Linked DNA regions of Homo sapiens: all the other regions are linked to region 2. A link is a contact called in ENCODE Hi-C or POLR2A ChIA-PET data. All regions are on one chromosome and are shown on one strand. The core of a region is the stretch at or near the end of the contact, and the rest is flanking DNA. Distances in the headings are between cores, read along the strand shown. Region 1 overlaps RHOF (ras homolog family member F, filopodia associated). Region 2 holds the start of OASL (2'-5'-oligoadenylate synthetase like). Region 3 overlaps KDM2B-DT (KDM2B divergent transcript).

Evidence for each region. A loop is a pair of places that touch in the nucleus more often than their neighbours do. ChIA-PET counts read pairs that join two places held with the same protein, here RNA polymerase II (POLR2A). Pooled maps may share reads with other maps.
Region 1: a loop to region 2 is called in a pooled map, with 3 times the contacts of the local background. The contact joins the enhancer-like site here to the promoter of OASL in region 2. A Hi-C loop is called at or near these places in 5 of 50 pooled maps. POLR2A ChIA-PET finds 5 or more read pairs at or near these places in 2 of 52 experiments (SK-N-SH and activated CD4-positive, alpha-beta T cell).
Region 3: a pooled map shows a loop between it and region 2 (18-fold over the local background). The contact joins the enhancer-like site here to the promoter of OASL in region 2. A Hi-C loop is called at or near these places in 6 of 50 pooled maps. POLR2A ChIA-PET finds 5 or more read pairs at or near these places in 2 of 52 experiments (Caco-2 and Panc1).

The regions. Positions count from the first base shown.
Region 1 is chr12:121,784,637-121,787,336 of GRCh38, forward strand. All of the region lies in intron 2 of RHOF (ras homolog family member F, filopodia associated), which reads right to left. Among named protein-coding and RNA genes, the nearest start is that of RHOF, 7.7 kb to the right of the region's middle. Within about 2 kb of position 1,380, at least 23 of the 41 ENCODE cell types and tissues checked have a DNase peak (open chromatin) inside an H3K27ac peak, as active enhancers do.
Region 2 is chr12:121,037,811-121,040,563 of GRCh38, forward strand. OASL (2'-5'-oligoadenylate synthetase like) reads right to left here and starts at 1,436. Exons shown (of 6, transcript NM_003733.4): 1 at 964-1,436. The coding sequence starts at 1,161. RefSeq lists enhancers at 600-1,101, 1,102-1,601, 1,181-1,600.
Region 3 is chr12:121,589,402-121,592,101 of GRCh38, forward strand. The region is part of intron 1 of KDM2B-DT (KDM2B divergent transcript); the gene reads left to right. Among named protein-coding and RNA genes, the nearest start is that of KDM2B, 9.7 kb to the left of the region's middle. RefSeq lists enhancers at 1,557-2,372, 2,373-2,700. Within about 2 kb of position 1,415, at least 28 of the 41 ENCODE cell types and tissues checked have a DNase peak (open chromatin) inside an H3K27ac peak, as active enhancers do.

The DNA.
Region 1 (2,700 bases), core at 130-2,629, 750 kb after region 2:
AGTCACAGAAATGAAGTGATTTGCTTGAGGTCAATGACTCAGTGACTGGGCCAGGAGTCAACCCCAGCTCATGAAATTCCAAGTGGGATGTTCCTTCTGCTGATACACACTAACGTGCTATTTTGTTTTGTATTGTGCAAAAATAGGTTCTGGTCCTTTAAGATGTAACAATGGGGTTCACAGTTCTGGCATAACTTATTCCCTTTTACAAATATGGCCGGAGTGAACAGGTACATTAGTCCCCCTAACCCACAAGGGTGGATTCCAAGACCCCCAGTGGATGTTTGAAACCACAGTCTAGAACTCTAGATACGCTGTTTTTTTCTATATGTACACACCTATAAGACAGCTTAGTTTATGAATTAGGCACAGTAAGAGATTAACAACAAGAATAAAATAAAACAGGGCCAGGCACCGTGGCTCACACCTGTAATCCCAGCACTTTGGGAAGCCAAGGCGGGAGGATCACTTGAACTCAGGAGTTCAAGACCAGCCTGGCTTGTTACCGAGCCAGCTACTGACTGACTCACAGGCAGGTGGTGTCTCCAGCAGGGATACACAGAGGAAGGGGCGAATCATATCCCGGGTGGGATGCAGCAGGACAGCGCACGATCTCATCACGCTGCTCAGAGCAGTGCATGATCTAAAATTTATGAATTATTTCTCGAATTTTCCAGGTAATATTTTCAGACCTCAGGTAACTGAAACTACAGAAAGTGAAACCGTGGATAAGGTTATAAAATGGGGCCCCCTTGGACGTCTTCTCTCATTTCTTTTTTTCTTTACTTTTTTTTTTTTTTTTTTTTTGGAGACAGGGTCTTGCTCTGTTGCCCAGGCTGGAGTGCAGTGGCACGATCTCAGCTCACTGTAAGCTACGCCTCCTGGGTTCAAGTGGTTCTCCTGCCTCAGCCTCTTGAGTAGCTGGGACTACAGGCAGGTGCCACCATGCCTGGCTAATTTTTTTTGTATTTTTATTATTTTATTTTATTTTTGAGACGGAGTCTCACTCTGTCACCCAGGCTGGAGTGCAGTGGTGCGATCTCAGCTCACTGCAACCTCCGCCTCCCGGGTTCAAGCGATTCTCCTGCCTCAGCCTCCTGAGTAGCTGGGACTTGACAGGTGCCCGCCACCACACCAAGCTAATTTTTTGTACTTTTAGTAGAGACGGGGTTTCACTGTGTTAGCCAGGATGGTCTCGATCTCCTGACCTCGTGATCCGCCCACCTCAGCCTCCCAAAGTGCTGGGATTACAGGTGTGAGCCACGTGCCCAGCCTTTTCTTTTCTTTGTTTGTTTTGAGACAGAATCTCACTCTATCGCCCAGGCTGGAATGCAGTGGCGTGATCTCGGCTCACTGCAAACTCCGCCTTCTGGGTTCACGCCATTCTTCTGCTTCAAGCCTCCAGAGTAGCTGGGACTACAGGCGCCCACCACCACGCCCGGCTAATTTTTTTTTTATTTTTTTAAGTAGAGACGGGGTTTCACCGTGTAAGCCAGGATGGTCTCGATCTCCTGACCTTGTGATCCACCCGCCTCGGCCTCCCAAAGTGCTGGGATTACAGGTGTGAGCCACAGCACCTGGCCTTTTTTCTGTATTTTTAGTAGAGACGGCGTTTCACCATGTTGGCCAGGCTAGTCTCAAACTCCTGACCTGAGATGATCCACCTGCCTCGGCCTCCCAAAGTGCTGGGATTACAGGCGTGAGCCACCATGTCAGCCAAGGTTGTTCCACTCTCGTCACACACAGCAGAGACAAGGGTTGAGACTTGCCCACTGGGTTTGGCAACTATGGCATGCAGTGACATCAGGACAGGAGGTGGCGGGGCAGGCATCAGGCTGCAGTGGGTGAGGGAAGAAGTCAGCCCCGGGGCGCTGGAGGCAGTCACACCCTGCCTGCCTTTCCTGGGGCCTCTGCCCTTGCTGTTCACTCCTCCAGAAGGCTCTTTCAACAGGGAGCAGTGTGGCTCCTTCCCTCCTCTCCTTCAGGGCTCTATGGAATGTCGCCTCCTCCCAGAGACCTTTCCTGACTGCTCTGAAACAGCTTCCTTGGCAGTCTGCCCCATGACAGTGGCTTTACTCATGGCTCTCACCCCTACCTGATTTCACAATACTTCTCTGGGGCCGGGCGGGGTGATTCACACCTGTAATCCCAGCACTTTTGGAGGCTGAGGCAGGTGGATCACTTGAGGTCAGGAGTTCGAGACCAATCTGGCCAACATGGTGAAACCCTGTCTCTACTAAAAATACAAAAAACTGGCCGGGTATGGGGCCAGGCACGTGTAGTCCCAGCTACTTGGGAGGCTGAGGCTGGAGAATTGCTTGAACCCAGGAGGCTGAGGTTGCAGTGAGCTGAGATCGTGCCATTTCACTACAGCCTGAGGAACACAGCGAGACTCTGTCTCAAAACAAAAACAAAAATCAAAAACAAAAAAAACAGTAATTCTCTGGGTTTTTTGGTTTGCCTCTCCTGCGGGCAGGAACCACCTCTGTGCTGTTCACTGTTGGGTCCCTGGGAACACAGGCGAGCTCAATACCTGTTTGGTGAAGGAAGGCTCAAAGGAAGGAGTGGTTGAAGAGGGTTAATCGTCATCTCTCTGGCTTTAGGTGCCCTGCAGCCTTGGCAAGGGCATTCCACTTCCTGACCTGTGTTCATTCAAGCAGCCACCCTGGGAGGTGCGCTGGGTGGGGACAGTTCTTCCTG
Region 2 (2,753 bases), core at 186-2,685:
GCCAGACATGGTGGCTCACACCTGTAATCCCAGCACTTTGGGAGGCCAAGGTGGGCATATTCTTGATCCCAGGAGTTCGAGACCAGCATGGGCAACATTGGTGAAACCCTATCTCTACAAAAAATACAAAAATTAGCTGAGCATGGTGGTGCATGCCTGTAATCCCAAGCTATTTAGGAGGCTGAGGATCACCTGAGCTCAGGGAGATTGAGGCTACAGTGAGTGGTGATTGTGCCACTGCACTCCAGCCTGGGTGACAGAGCGAGACCCTGTCTCTAAAAAAAAAAAAAGTCATTTTATTATCAAAAAGTTAAAACACATAGAAAAATAGATGATACAACTAACACTCATATACCCAACTAGTTGATTCAACAAGTCTAAATTCCTGGCTACATGTGCTTAATCTAAGCCACGTTAAAGTAAATTATAGGCACCAAGGAACTTTGTCCCTAAAATACTTCAGTGTTCGTGTCCAAACAAAAGACAACCTTCTGATAACCACAAAACTACTGTTACACCTAACAAAATCAACAATGATTTCCCATATCAGATATATGTACTATCTGATATCTAGGCCAGTTGTCCCCAAACTATATTTTACAGATGGTTCATTCACACTAGGATCCAACCAAGGACCTCGCATTGTATTGGTTCTGAGCCTCCATTTGCTAATCTGTAAACTGGGCAAAGAATAGTACCTATCTCACAGAGTGCAAGAATTAGAGATAGTGTATGTTAAGAGGTTAGTCCAGTGAGCCCCCAAATGTGAGCTATTATTACTAGACTCATTCTACTCAAGGCAGTGGTGCAGTGGGGTGTAGACAGCTAGGTGGGATGGGGTATTCTGAGATGTCATCAGCATGGGCTAGGGATAAGGAGGACAGGGGTCCCCAGCATCCCCAGGGACGTGGACTCTGATACTGGGTTTTGTCTTGCGTGGGGGCTGGAGGAGCCCAGTCTTACCTTGACTACCTTCAGCACCCGCACATCCTGGTCCAGCCCACGCTTCCCCTGGAAATGCTCCTGCCTCAGAAACTCCTCCACGGTCCGCACAGCGTCTAGCACCTCTTCCTTCCACTCCCGGTGGGGCTGCAGCCACTGAGCCACGAAGGAGTCCAGCCTGGAGGCTGGTGTGCTATACAGTTCCTGCATCAGTGCCATCTCTGTCCCGAGAGTACCGCTGCTGGGCAGATATATAGCCAGGCTCCTACCCAGCTCCCTGGCACACACCTCCTTTTTTAAGGTAGCTCCTCCTCAGCTGCCCTCCAGTGCTCTGTGGGAGGAGGGACCCTAGCAGAGAGGAAACCAGGTGTGACGGGCTGACTCCAGGTCCCCCTTCTTGGAGACACCCTTGCTGCAGTAGGGGCACAGGAGGACTCTGGGCTGAGGCTGGAATATCTGGGGCCACCTTAACAGGCTGGCCGTCTAGTCAATCTGTCATCAGTTTCGATTCTCAACTTTTAGAGTTCTCCTTTATGACGTTGGGAAACTGAAGTTGGATAGTGTTTGACCCCAAAGGAGGCAACTTGCCCAGTAGGTTGGGGTTGGATAGTTGTTAGTCAATTCAACTGCTTACATCTGTCTAAGGAAATTGAGGCTTGGGAACGGAAGGGACTCACTAGTGTTCAGGTGGTGGAGTGAGAATCTGGAGCCCAAGAGAACAGACTGGGAATTCTAGTCTACCTGTGCCAGACTCTAACCTCTTTGACCCTCACTATTCATAGAGTGGGTTTTTTTGTTTTTTTGTTTTTTTTTTTTTTTGGCCGGGTCTTGCTCTGTTGCCCAGGCTGGAGTGCAGTGGTGCAATCTCAGCTCACTACAACCTCTGCCTCACGGGTTCAAGCGATTCTCCTGCCTCAGCCTCCCTAGTAGCTGGGACTACAGACATGTGCCACCACGCCCGGCTAATTTTTTTTTTGTATTTTTAGTAGAGACGGGGGTCTCACCATTTTGGTCAGGCTGGTCTCAAACTCCTGACCTCAAATGATCCGCCCACCTCGGCCTCCCACAGTGCTAGGATTACAGCGTGAGCCACCGCGCCCGGCCCATAGAGTGGGTTTAACAGGTATTATGATTCACGCACTGAACCAAGAAGTTCATGCATTGAGCCAAGAAGACAAAATAAGATGAGGTTCCTGTTCCAAGGGGACTCCCAGAACGGTGGAGGAGACACAGAAAAAAGAGACTGCAAAAGTCCAGTGCGATGAGTTAAGTAGGAAAAAAGCATGAAAACATGAAGCCGGCAGATGAGTTTCATTTGGTGTTAGCAGACACCTGCTTGAGAGGAATCTTAAAGACTGGGGATCCGGGCTGGGCATGGTGGCTCATGCTTGTAGTCCCAGCACTTTGGGAGGCCAAGGTGAGAGGATCACTTGAGGCCAGGAGTTCAAGACCAGCCTGGGCAACATAGCTGGACACCTGCAACTTCCCAAACTCTGAATAATATTAAGTGCTCCAGGGCTTAGTCCTGGGTCCTTTTCTCTTCTTGTTCTAGACTTACTCCCTTGGTGATTTCAGCCAGCGTTTAAATGTTTTTACTCTGGCAACTTCCACATTTTAATTTTATTTTTATTTATTTGTTTATTTTTGAGATGGAGTCTCACTGTCTCGCCCAGGCTGGAGTTCAGTGACACAATCTCGGCTCACTGCAACCTCTGCCTCCCAGGTTCAGGCGATTCTTGTGCCTCAGCCTCCCAAGGAGCTGGGATTACAGGAGCCCGCCACCGCGCCTGGCTAACTTTTTGTATTTTTAG
Region 3 (2,700 bases), core at 165-2,664, 550 kb after region 2:
AGTCTTTTGTAGATTGAGTAAAAAGACTAAGGAAGACCAAAATGCATGCATATAGACTGTCAAGCCTTGGCCATTTGGGGAAGACTTCAGTTTCTCTCTAGAATTCTTCATTTTATTTATTTATTTAGAGACGGAGTCTTGCTCTGTCGCCCAGGCTGGAGTGCAATGCCACGATCTCGGCTCACTGCAACCTCCACCTGCCGGGTACAAGCTATTCTCCTGTCTCAGCCTCCTGAGTAGCTGGGATTACAGGTGCCCACCACCATGCCTGGCTCATTTTTGTGTTTTTAGTAGAGGCAGGGTTTCACCATGTTGGCCAGGCTGCTCTCGAACTCCAGACCTCAGGTGGATGCACCCGCCTCGGCCTCCCAAAGTGCTGGGACTACAGGCGTGTGCCACCGCGCCCAGCGAATTCTTCATTTTATAATCTGTCTCTTCCACTGTGAGGGTTGAAAGGAACACTGAATATAACAGGTGAGTTAATTAAGGGGTTAATGCCAGGAAGAGTCACGAAAGTTCAAAGATTCTTTAAAAAACTTGTCTTTTTAGGGCGGGCGCGGTGGCTCACGCCTGTAATCCCATCACTTTGGGAGGCCGAGGCGTGTGGATCACCTGAGGTCAGAAGTTTGAGACCAGCCTGGCCAACATGGTGAAACCCCCCCTCTACTAAAAATACAAAAATTAACCGGGCGTGGTGGCGCGTGCCTGTAATCACAGCTACTAGCGGGGCTGAGGCAGGAAGATCGCTTGTACCCGAGAGGCGGAGGTTGTGGTGAGCCGAGATCGCGCCACTGCACTCCAGCCTGGGCAACAGAGCGAGACTCTGTCTCAAAAAAACAAAAAAGAAAAAAAAGAAAAAAAAAAAAAAAAATTGCCTCTTTGGATTGATGGACAAGTACTTTAACCAATGGAAATAAAAATCTAAGCATTACTTCATCATACTCAATTGTGATTGGTTGACGATCCCCGAGGGAGGGCTCAGAGGGCTGGCAATTAACCCTTTCAGGGAAAATCAGGCCTTTTGCATTTATTTTATTTTAAAGTTGAAGTAGTAACAGATGAAAAGCCTACAAAAGTCCCCGGACTTTCAAATACCACATTTCAGTCTTAGCCCAGAAAGCAGGATTTCGCCCCACAAAGGAATAGTCAAGGACAAATTTCCTGGAGAAAAGTTTTGAACTTTTAGAACGGGGAATCCGCTGACCTCGCTGAGTAAGTGAGAAGGTTGATTCACTTTTTGTGCTGTTGGAACAGGGACCAGTGTTGGAGATGATTCCATTAATCTTGCGAAGTGATCAGTCACTGGGAGGATTGAATTGCATTTCCTGCCTAAAGATAGAGACAGATGACCTTTGCTGCAGCCCTCAGACCCCCAGTTCACAGCTGGGGAGAGGATGTGTCAGCGTTTACTTTCAGGTCTCACCCTGCCCTTTGTTCAAAATTCAGACTCTTTTGTGTTTAGGCTGCTGCTGGGGTTTTTGTAGTTGTTGATGCTGCTTTTTTTTTTTTTTTTTTTTTTTTTTTTATATAACCGCCCACATCCTGCAACTTCTGAGAAACAAACTCTCTATTTGGTAGAAGATAAAATCTGGAGGTGCCTCGGAGAGGGAACCAGAATAGACAGGGAATTCCGACAGGCCATTGGGCCTTTAGGCTTTAATTACTGCCCTCACCCCTTCCTGGACTCCCTAAATGCTGCAGGCTGAACTGGATGGAGCCAAAAGTCCAGCAAAATGAATAACAATGCTTCGTGTTTATATGGCTCTACTACAAGAAAGCTTTTACACACATTACCTCATGGAAGAGGCACTGCTAAAGCAGAAGTATTTACATAAATGAACATTCGCAGTTCCTAAATGTAGTCAGCTGCATGACCTAGGACAAAGTGTCCAAACTTAAGTCTCAGTTTTCTCATCTGTAAAATGGGGTCACATGAAAGTTACCAGAGGAGGCCGGGCGCAGTGGCTCACGCCTGTAATCCCAGCACTTTGGGAGGCTGAGGTGGGCGGATCACAAGGTCAGGAGATGGAGACCATCCTGGCGAACACGGTGAAACCCCATCTCTACAAAAAATTAGCAGGGCGTGGTGGCTGGCACCTGTAGTCCCAGCTACTCAGGAGGCTGAGGCAGGAGAATGGCGTGAACCCAGGAGGCGGAGCTTGCAGTGAGCCGAGATCTCGCCACTGCACTCCAGCCTGGGTGACAGAGCGAGACTCCATCTCAAAAAAAAAAAAGTTACCAGAGGGTCAAGGCGCGATGGCTCACACCTGTAATCCCAGCACTTTGGGAGGCCGAGGCAGGCAGATCCCCTGAAGTCAGGAGTTTGAGACCAACTTGGCCAACATGGGGAAGCCCCATCTCTACTAAAAACATAAAACTTAGCTGGGCATGGTGGCTCATGCCTGCAATCTCAGCTACTTGGGAGGCTGAGGCAAGAGAAATGCTTGAACCTGGGAGGCGGAGGTTGCAGAGCCTAGATCGTGCTACTGCACTCCAGCCTGGGTGACAGCAAGACTACGTCTCAAAAAAAGAAAGAAAGAAAGAAAGAAAGAAAAAGAAAAATAGGCCGGGCGAGGTGTCTCATGTCTGTAATTCCAGCACTTTGGGAGGCCAAGGCAGGCAGATCACCTGAGGTCGGGAGTTCGAGACAAGCCTGACTAACATGGAGAAACCCCGTCTCTACTGAAAATACAAAATTAG